Regions from separate parts of the Homo sapiens genome. Here region 2 is linked to region 1. A link is a loop called in an ENCODE intact Hi-C map of the cell type or tissue named here. Cell type or tissue: heart left ventricle. All regions are shown on one strand. Each heading gives the region's core, and the rest is flanking DNA. Links, peaks and the distances in the headings are about the cores only. Region 1 overlaps PHACTR1 (phosphatase and actin regulator 1). Region 2 holds the start of LOC124901262 (a long non-coding RNA gene).

Evidence for each region. Peaks named below come from ENCODE experiments on the same cell type or tissue, not always from the same donor. Only the 100,000 strongest peaks of a DNase experiment are listed, where the experiment ranks them.
Region 2: it touches region 1 in a loop (3-fold over the local background); 3 of 110 quality-filtered maps call a loop at or near these places.

What each region holds. Positions count from the first base shown.
Region 1 is chr6:13,118,430-13,122,825 of GRCh38, forward strand. All of the region lies in intron 5 of PHACTR1 (phosphatase and actin regulator 1), which reads left to right. Among named protein-coding and RNA genes, the nearest start is that of TBC1D7, 210 kb to the right of the region's middle. In heart left ventricle, for the core only: a CTCF peak has its summit at 2,656; no DNase peak of the experiment used is centred there.
Region 2 is chr6:12,960,257-12,964,652 of GRCh38, forward strand. The region is part of intron 4 of PHACTR1 (phosphatase and actin regulator 1); the gene reads left to right. LOC124901262 (a long non-coding RNA gene) reads right to left here and starts at 3,522. Exons shown (of 2, transcript XR_007059459.1): 1 at 3,435-3,522; 2 at 1-2,657. In heart left ventricle, for the core only: no CTCF peak of the experiment used is centred there; no DNase peak of the experiment used is centred there; H3K4me3 peaks cover 703 bases; H3K27ac peaks cover 3,700 bases.

The DNA of each region.
Region 1 (4,396 bases), core at 322-4,321:
CTCTGTGAGTTCATTGCTCTGAAGCTTGCCCAACCAGGGCCATTTTTTTTTTTTTTTTTTTTTTTTTGAGACGGAGTCTCGCTTTGTTGCCCAGGCTGGAGTGTAGTGGCATGATCTCGGCTCACTGCAACCTCCACCTCCCAGGTTCAAGCTATTCTTCTGCCTCAGCTTCCCAAGTAGCTGAGACTACAGGTGCGCACAACCATGCCCAGCTAATTTTTGTATTTTTAGTAGAGACAGGATTTCACCATGTTGTCCAGGTTGATCTCAAACTCCTGATCTCGTGATCTGCCTGCCTCAGCCTCCTAAAGTGTTGGGATTACGGCGTGAGCCACTGTGCCTGGCCCAGGGCCCTTTCTAAGAAGGGCAGCATGGCGCAGTGGAAAGAGCCCAGGCACTGCAGCTAGAACTACCTGAGTTTGCAACTCTATTTAGCTACATACTAGACTCACTTTTGGATGATTCTTGCGGTGCTCTGAGCCTCAGTTGCCTCATCTGTAAAATGGGAATGATACTACTTCTAATGCTAGGAACTATTGAGAGTTCCTATGAGTCAAAAAGCACCTAGCACATAATAGACCCTGAACAAAGGTTTCATCTCGCCTTATTAGAGGGCTTACGAAAAACCTCCTCTCCTTGTCTTCTCTTTTCAGCCTCTCTCTTTATCTACCTCATAAAAAAAATAGTTTTTTTAAACTTCATTTCTGTTTCTCCCCAAGCATATTTCTCACATGGTGGAAGATAGCAAATTAGGCCTTGTGCATGGTAAGAAAAGCTTCTCTTCCAGAACAATACCCAAACAGAGACTAGCGTCATGTGATACACTTTGGAAAACCCACTGGGATTAATTTAAACTTCTAACACTACTTGGAAAACAGCATTTGGCTTCAGAATTGACTTGAGATTTTTCACGTATAAAGTTTACCAATTTCATGATAATTTGGTCACTTTTCTCACAACATCAGAAAGCTACCGTATAGTCCTACACATACTGACCTCACTAGTGGGAAAATGAATTTTCTCCACATTAGAGGAAGGTGAGGCTCTGTGATGTATGGGGAGTGCTGAGGCTGTTCCCTAAGAAGGCCTCTCAGGGACCCACTAGCCCAGAATAGATGCTGGGGGAAGAGGCCCCCAGAGCTCCCAGCCCCTGCAGCTACAACTCACGTCCCAGGTTTGTTGCTTTTGCATCTCTGCTTCCTACTGAGGAGGAGGTTCAGACCTCTGCCTGTGCTCCAGCAGGTCATCCCTGAAGGGCAGGGCCTGAGAGAGGCTGAGCGGATAAATGCTTCTGCTAAAGCTTTAGCACCTGGGGTCTCAACAGCTCACCTTCAGCTCCAGGAACACTTCCAGCAGAACAGATGTTTCCATGAGAAGCCGACGGGTGTTCTTTTTCCCAGTTACCCTTCCCTGTGTCATTTTCCAGGAATCCAAACTTGTAGAGACAAAGTCTGAGTGGTAAGAGCGTGTGCCACAGATTTTTCCTTGTATGGAAACATCCAACTCAAACCCACCTTTATTTATGAGGGAGTCGCTTCCTGGAGATGCACCCTGCCTGTCACATCAAATCGACCTGCTGGATGAAATACGTGGTGAAGGGGCCCATGGACACATGGTCCGTTAGTTCTGGAAATACCTCTCCTGGTGCCTCCTCTTCTCTGTGGAGAAAACACCTTCCCTTGCCAGTGTCTCAAGAGTTTACAAATATTTTATTCATTCTTGCCACATATGAAGGACTTCCCTCCTGGTCTACAATCTAGCTTTGCAAACTAACTTTTCCTTTCCTCCTTCTTCCTTTCTTCTCCCTCCCTGCTTCTCCCTCTCTCCTTCTCTTCCTCCCCTCCTTTTTTTTTCCTGGAGAAAAACATTCCATTTAAACAAAGTAGGAAAACAGAAGACCCAGTGAAATTGAATAACAAGGGGCCCCACTGTGACATCCCAAACCCACACTGCTGAGATAGGACTTCTTGGCATGGAGAGTTAATAGGAAAATGATGATCTTAAATGAGTTAAGGACAGAGTCCAGGAAGGCTGACTGTCGAAGCACGCTGCTGGCCACTTCTGTCTTCACAGGGTGGGGAGGAGAAAGTGTAGGAGTGGTTTGGGATGGTAGCAATTTAGAGGAGGCCGAAGGTGGGGTGGCTGGTTTTCTCTTTTCTTTTCGCTAGCCCTTGAGTGTGGGACCTCCTTGCTTCCTTGACAGACTGTTAGGCTCATCTCTTTTATGTAATCCTGCAAGCCAGGATGGCTGTGGCTGCAGAGGGCATGCTGCCCTTCCTCTCTTCTCTTCCCTGCCCCCACTTGTAGGAAAAACAGGGGGCATGGGGAAAGGCAAGACATCATCTGCAAGGACTCCATGCAGTCCTCATTATTGTTGTCATTTTAAAGCACATGTTTGCCTCTTGTAGAGAAAACTTTTACCCAGCATTGCAGTGTGCGATGCCTCTGTATGTCTTCACATTTGTATCATTAAACTCAGTGACAGGGTGATTGGGAGCTCTGTGCCAACCCCCAGATGACAAAGAACAAGCCTGGCACCCTAGTCTAAAGAACATGAGGTCTGCCGGGCATTCAGACAGGTGCAGCTGACAGCCAGCTACACAAGACAGAACCAGATAAGGGTGTAAAGGAGGCGTGGGCACCACCATGTGGAGGGAGTGATGTTAACTTAGGTCTTGGGTGGTCTGCAGAAGGAACTTTCACTAGCTTGAGATGGATGCGTTTTCCAGATAGGGGAAGCGATGCCAGCAAAGAAGTACAGTGTGCCTGGAGGGAATCACTAGAATGTGGATGGGCTGGGGATGGAGGCACTTAGAAGGGAGATCTGGCAGGGGACGGAATGGTGAGAGGCACAGACTCCAGAGCCAGGCTGCCTGGGTCCAACTCCCAATCCTGTCACTTAATAGCTAGGTGACCTTGGGAAAGCTACCCAATCACTTTCTGCCTCAGTTTTCCCCTCTGTAAAATGGTAATATAGTACTTCCTTCAGATAGGTCACGTCTTCTCATATTATTGACCATATATACTAATTATATAATTATAACATAGAAGTCTATATAGTTAACTATTAAACAGGAGTTAACGATTACACTCTGCTATGTAGGATATTATCGTAGCTATTATTATTTGATACATTGTTTGCATGGGGTCTCACATGCCAATTTGATGAATGTGAATTTATTCTATAAGCAACGGAGAGACATGAAAGGGACTCAAGGTACATTTTATATGATCTGACATGGTTTCCAGCAAATAGATCTGGCAGCTATATGAAGGCTAGGTGGGAACAGGCAAGGCTGGCTGCAGGAAGACACATCGATGTCTCTTTCAATCTAGACAGGGCCTCGCCCAGGGCTGCAGCAATCTTCATGGAAAGCAGGCTGTGCATGAAATGATGGTGATCATATGAGCAAGGCTTCACAGTGAATCAGTTTGGGAATCTTGGGAACAGGGACTTACTGAGTTCAGAAAATGCATCATGCAATGTGAAGTTCAGGACTGCATGAGTTTTAAATATATATGTGTATATGCGTATATAAGTATGTATGTGAAAATATATACATAAAGTCTTATAATAAATATAGGCAGTATTATGACATGCCACACATTTATGGTGTGACTGCCTTTGCTTCTGTGTGATACTGAGGCAGTCTATTCCTGAGCCCGACAGCCACCACTCTTCAATAAAGACTCATCCTCCCTAATAGAATACTTGCCCGCACTTTCCAAATGGTAGGCAATCCAATGAGGATTGAAATAAGTGTTTTAAGAAAACATTTTTAAGAGTTTCAGTATGTAAGGACTTTGTGTTTTACATCTAGGTATCTTGTATTTTCAAAGGTTATTTTTAATTGGCATTGCATAACCTGCTACTGATTGATTCCCCAAATTCATATTCAGCTTATGTCTGTAATTAGGTGAAGTTGAACCCTCCCAAGGGAAGAGATGTGGTGAGCTTCCTCCACACCTGATCTCAGAAGAGCTTCGTAACTGTCAGAAGAAGTAAAGCTTTAAAAATGTGTGTGCACATCAGCATGGTGCTTGTAGGTTAACGTGTCCTGACAATGTCAAGCTATTGATATATTGGCTTACCCAATACAGGACTTTCCCGCTAGAATGAGGGCAATTTGTTTGTCAAACTTGTAAGAATTTTAGTGACAGTTGTTGAAATGGGGGATGAGTAGATGGGGGTTCATTGTACTGATCTTTCTACTTTTAAATACTTAAAATCTTTTGTATGTGTACTTTTTTATTTTTAAAGAGAATTCAACTTTTGGAAATTGGAAGATACTGTTAGGTATAATTCCCTTAGAGAGTACATGGCATGATTTTAGGGCCATCGGAAGGACCACTTATCCAGTCTAGCCTGATGCTCTCAGCATGAGATCAACTCTGT
Region 2 (4,396 bases), core at 230-4,229, 160 kb before region 1:
GCCTGAAAAAGTACTTGCTATTATTGTTGTTATCATTTATGGTGTCTAGTGACCACAAAGTACTTGAAACACCAGGTCACTTTTTCCCTTGAATGTGCCAGTGAGTAAAGAATATGTGTGAAACTTTAGCTCACATTTGTGCTCCTACAAATATTTTGGAATTAATTCAATAACACTTGTATTTCTCTAGATGAGAAGGCACGAGTGTCTGCGTGTTTTGGACAGAAGGGTCAATTGAACTGGTTTAAGCCACAGAGGGCATCAGTGGCAGCACCAGATAAACAACATTTGTCCCCAGACTCCCTGCACTCTACCACTGGGTCACAGCGACCCCACACCAGGGAGGGTCCAACAAGGACAAAGTAGCCCTTGTCTCCGGACAGCCCCAAACACCTTCTAATGGATGTAGTGGGTTTGATTTTTCCTGCCTCAGCCATGCTATAAGTTGTGATTCTGCCCTTTTCTCATCCTGAATCTGATGGGCTCAGGGATCCTGTAGGCTTTTACCCGACTTGGAAAATTCCCGCAGATGGGCTATAGTGATCCATGACTATACAATTCCAAGCCTCCACTAGGGACAACACAGAATCTACTACCCTTAAATGGCCCCTTAATGACTGTGTTTGTATTTTCTTTTTGCAGTCTCCTAACATGGGGATTTAATGCCTCTCATAAAGCAAACTCCTGATCGTATACTGTAAAGTCCAAAGACAGTAGCATAATTACTCTAAAGGGTAAAGATGCCAAAGGCCCTTAAGTTTGGCATTCCATGAGTATTCAGCTTCCTACAAAGTTCAGGATCCACAGTTGCAGGGAAAGGGTTTCCTAAAAGGTTCTCTAGGTATAGGTTGAGCTTCTTAGGAAACTAACTGGATAAAAAAATCTCTCCTGGAACTTGTCCTAAAGAAGGCAGAGTGAAAAATAGTGTAGGGTGTCTTCTAAGAAATCCATGACAAAGATAACACAAATGTCTAAAATTAAGAGAAACAAAAAAAAGTAATCCAACAGAATACAGAAAGATGAGAAACAAGTTTCAAAAACAATTGAGATGGAAAAACACCCAAACTTGGGTATATTCTAATGCTAGGGAAAAAGAAGAAGGAGTGGAATGTTGGAGAAGCAGCAGGGAAAGCGGTATTGAAAGACTTGGTTATAAATTCATGTGCCCTGGGTAAATCATGCCATTGAGTCAGTTTCTTCACTTAGAAAATAGTAAAAATAATTCCTACCCTACTGTCAGGTTATTGAAGAGCAACATATGATATCCTGTGTCCAAACTGAAAGGAAGACAAGAACCTAAAGTACAAACTTGTGTTGATAACTATTTGGGATTAAAGAAATTGACCTCCCAAAGAAGGAATATGTGTGTTACTGAAAACCAGGATTTTCTTATAGATAGTAATGAAGAAAATCACCTTGGATAGTCCATAGCTGATGTATTGGTTGGCTAAGGCTGCCATAACAAAATACTACTGGGTAGCTTAAACAATAGAAATTTATTTTCTCACAGTTTTGGAGGCTGGAGGTCCAAGACTGAGGTACTGGTAAGGTTGATTTTTCCTGAGGTCTTGCTCCTTGGCTTGTAGATGGCCACGTTCTCACCTCATCCTCCCACATAGTTGTCCCTTAGTCTGTGGGTGTCTGTGCCTTAGTCTCCTTCTCTTTTTTTGTTGTTTTTGTTTTTGGTTTTGAGTCAGGATCTGTCTCTGTCACCCGGGTTTGGGTGCAGTGGTGTGATCTCAGCTCTCTGCAGCCTTGATCTCCTGGGCTCAAGTGAACCTCCCACCTCAGCCTTCTGTGTAGCTGGGACCACAGGGGTATGACACCACCTTAGCTAATTTCTTTATTTTTTAATTTTTTGTAGTGACAGAGTCTCGCTACGTTATCCAGGCTGGTCTCATACTCCTGGGCTCAAGTGATCTCACTCCTTGGCCTCCCAAAATGCTGGGTTGAGCCACTGTGCCTGGCCCTAATCTCTTCTATAAAGACACCAGTCATATTGGATTATCCCTCACCCTTATGACCCCATTTAACCTTAATCATCTCTTTCAAGGCCCTTTCTCCAAATAGAGTCACATTCTGAGGTCACATACTAGGGGTCAGGGCCTCAACATATGAATTTAGGAGGGAGCACAATTTGGCCCCCAACAGCTATCAAGTTAATGAAGAAAACTCATTAAAAATGCATTCTTCTTGTTTTAGGAATTGATCAGATCCATTAGGGAACATGGTACAGCCTTAGAAGAAAATGGTATCACCAAACTGCTGTGAGGAGACTCCAGGAAAGGCAGCCTGGTAGACCTGGGCCAAGCTTCCAGAGAAGCTTGACTCTCTAGAGTATATTAATCTCAAGGGAAAGGGAGGACCTTGTTTTATTGACTTCCACCTGGGCATTCTGTCAAAGCACTGGTAGATTGTACCTAACAAGTTTTGCAGCTCTGTGGTGACAGCTGTTCTTGGAGAATGGATTTAACATAGTTTTGAATTAGATGTTCCTTTGAGGTCAAAAGGATTACGGCATGTCTCTGGATAATTTCCCACTTCCTTTCACTGTTTCATCACTTACAGGAAGATTGATCCTGTCATCCAGGTTCCTGCCATGTTCTGCAGAATCAAGCATGGCCTTCTCCATTTCTTCAGTCAGTCCCCAGCTCTCCCTGTCTCCATTCAGCATGAACAGTGATATTCAAGGATATGGTTACTTGAAATACACACACCTCAGCACATGCATGCACACACACACACATACACATTGATTTATATATTTTTGAAACAGAATTGGTCAGTAGAGAGGAAGAGGATTTGCAAGGGGTATTTACAAGTCACTTCCTTTCTAAATGTTGGATCTCAGAATTCAGAGAAAGAGACAGGAAGTCCAGCTCATAGCTGAGGTATTCTCACAAATATGGGAAGTGCAGAGGAACTGACGCTTCTTCCAAATTAACAGACTTGAAAAGGCATGGACGAAAAAGTAATAACAAGAGTAGAGCAGGTGATTTGCAGGCGCCCACAGATGAGGGTGAGCCTGCTCACTGCTTCCTCTTCCCCTCCACAGCTGCACCGTTACCGGGACCATTTGCACACTTTGGTAAGGCATAGACCAGTTCCCTGGTAGCAGCCTGGATCCTCCATTCAAACAGGAAAATGCAACATAAAGGGGGAAATCATTCAGGCAAGACATGTACTTTGATTTTCTTTAAAAAAAAAAAACAAACCAACTGACGATGGTGAAAAAAATATATTAGGAGGAACAAAGGAGCACACATTTAGTAACTTGTAAAACACCCTGCCATGTCTTTCTTCATTAAAAATACAGTATGCCTCCAGTGCCCAAGAAGGATTTGTTCCCTGGGAGTTATGATCCGGGCGTTTTGATTCCCACCTCCTGATTCTCACAAACAGGAACATACTCAATCATGAGTAGACAGACTTACCCTCTACCAGGCTCCATTTCAGAGGCAGAGAAGCAACAGGTTAGTGTACAAAATTAGTTTGCCCAAGCTTCAAGCTATTTGGATGCAGTGAACTCGCCAAGTGTGAAGTGCTCTTGTTGTTATTAGAATGAGGCTGTTGAAAGACCCTGTGATGTAATTCAGAGTATGTTGGCACCTGTATTATTTAGCTCTGATTTCAAGGTTCATAACTTGCCCAAAAAAGGGCCTGGAGGCTGAAAATGTTTAGGACAAACGTTCAGAAACAAGTCACCAGACTTTAAGAAAACTAGTTAATATTGGCTCCCTTTGGCTTTAGTATAAATTACGAACTCTCTTTTTAATTTAAAGTTGGTTTGTTCATATGTAGAATTTCTCAAGTAAAAAAAAATGTGTTTTTATAAATATCATGTCTTTTTCAGTAAAGCAAAGCCAACTACCTTGTGAGTATTTTTGTTATTGTATTTAATCAGTAAGCATTTATTATCTACTGTTCTAAAGACAAGGTATTGTGCAAAGAGTTCCGCAGTATATGAGAAAAGGAATCAAAGCTACTCATACCTATTCAGGGAAATAAAACATGTACATAAAATTTTAACAAAATATAGAAAATGACAGCTTCCATGAGAACAGAAAAAAAAGATTATTGAGGATGATAAGAGGGAGATATTAATTCTGGCTAGAAAAGGCTTTAGAGATGTTTTTAACCTAAGAGTCTTGAGAGCTGAATAGGTATATTTTAATACAGGAGAATGGGGAACAGAAAGAGGGAGGCAGGAGACATTTTCAGCAAAGGAAGGAAAGTAAGTGGAATGCCAATTCACAGGGGAAGGCACGCCTGGAGTGTACATGAGGCATGGTGGCCAGGCCAGTTTTGTTGAACGAGAGGGTAGAGAGAAAGGGACCGATGGTAGATGCATTGAAAAGAATTTGAATACCAAGCCCAGAAGTGACATGGTCAGAGT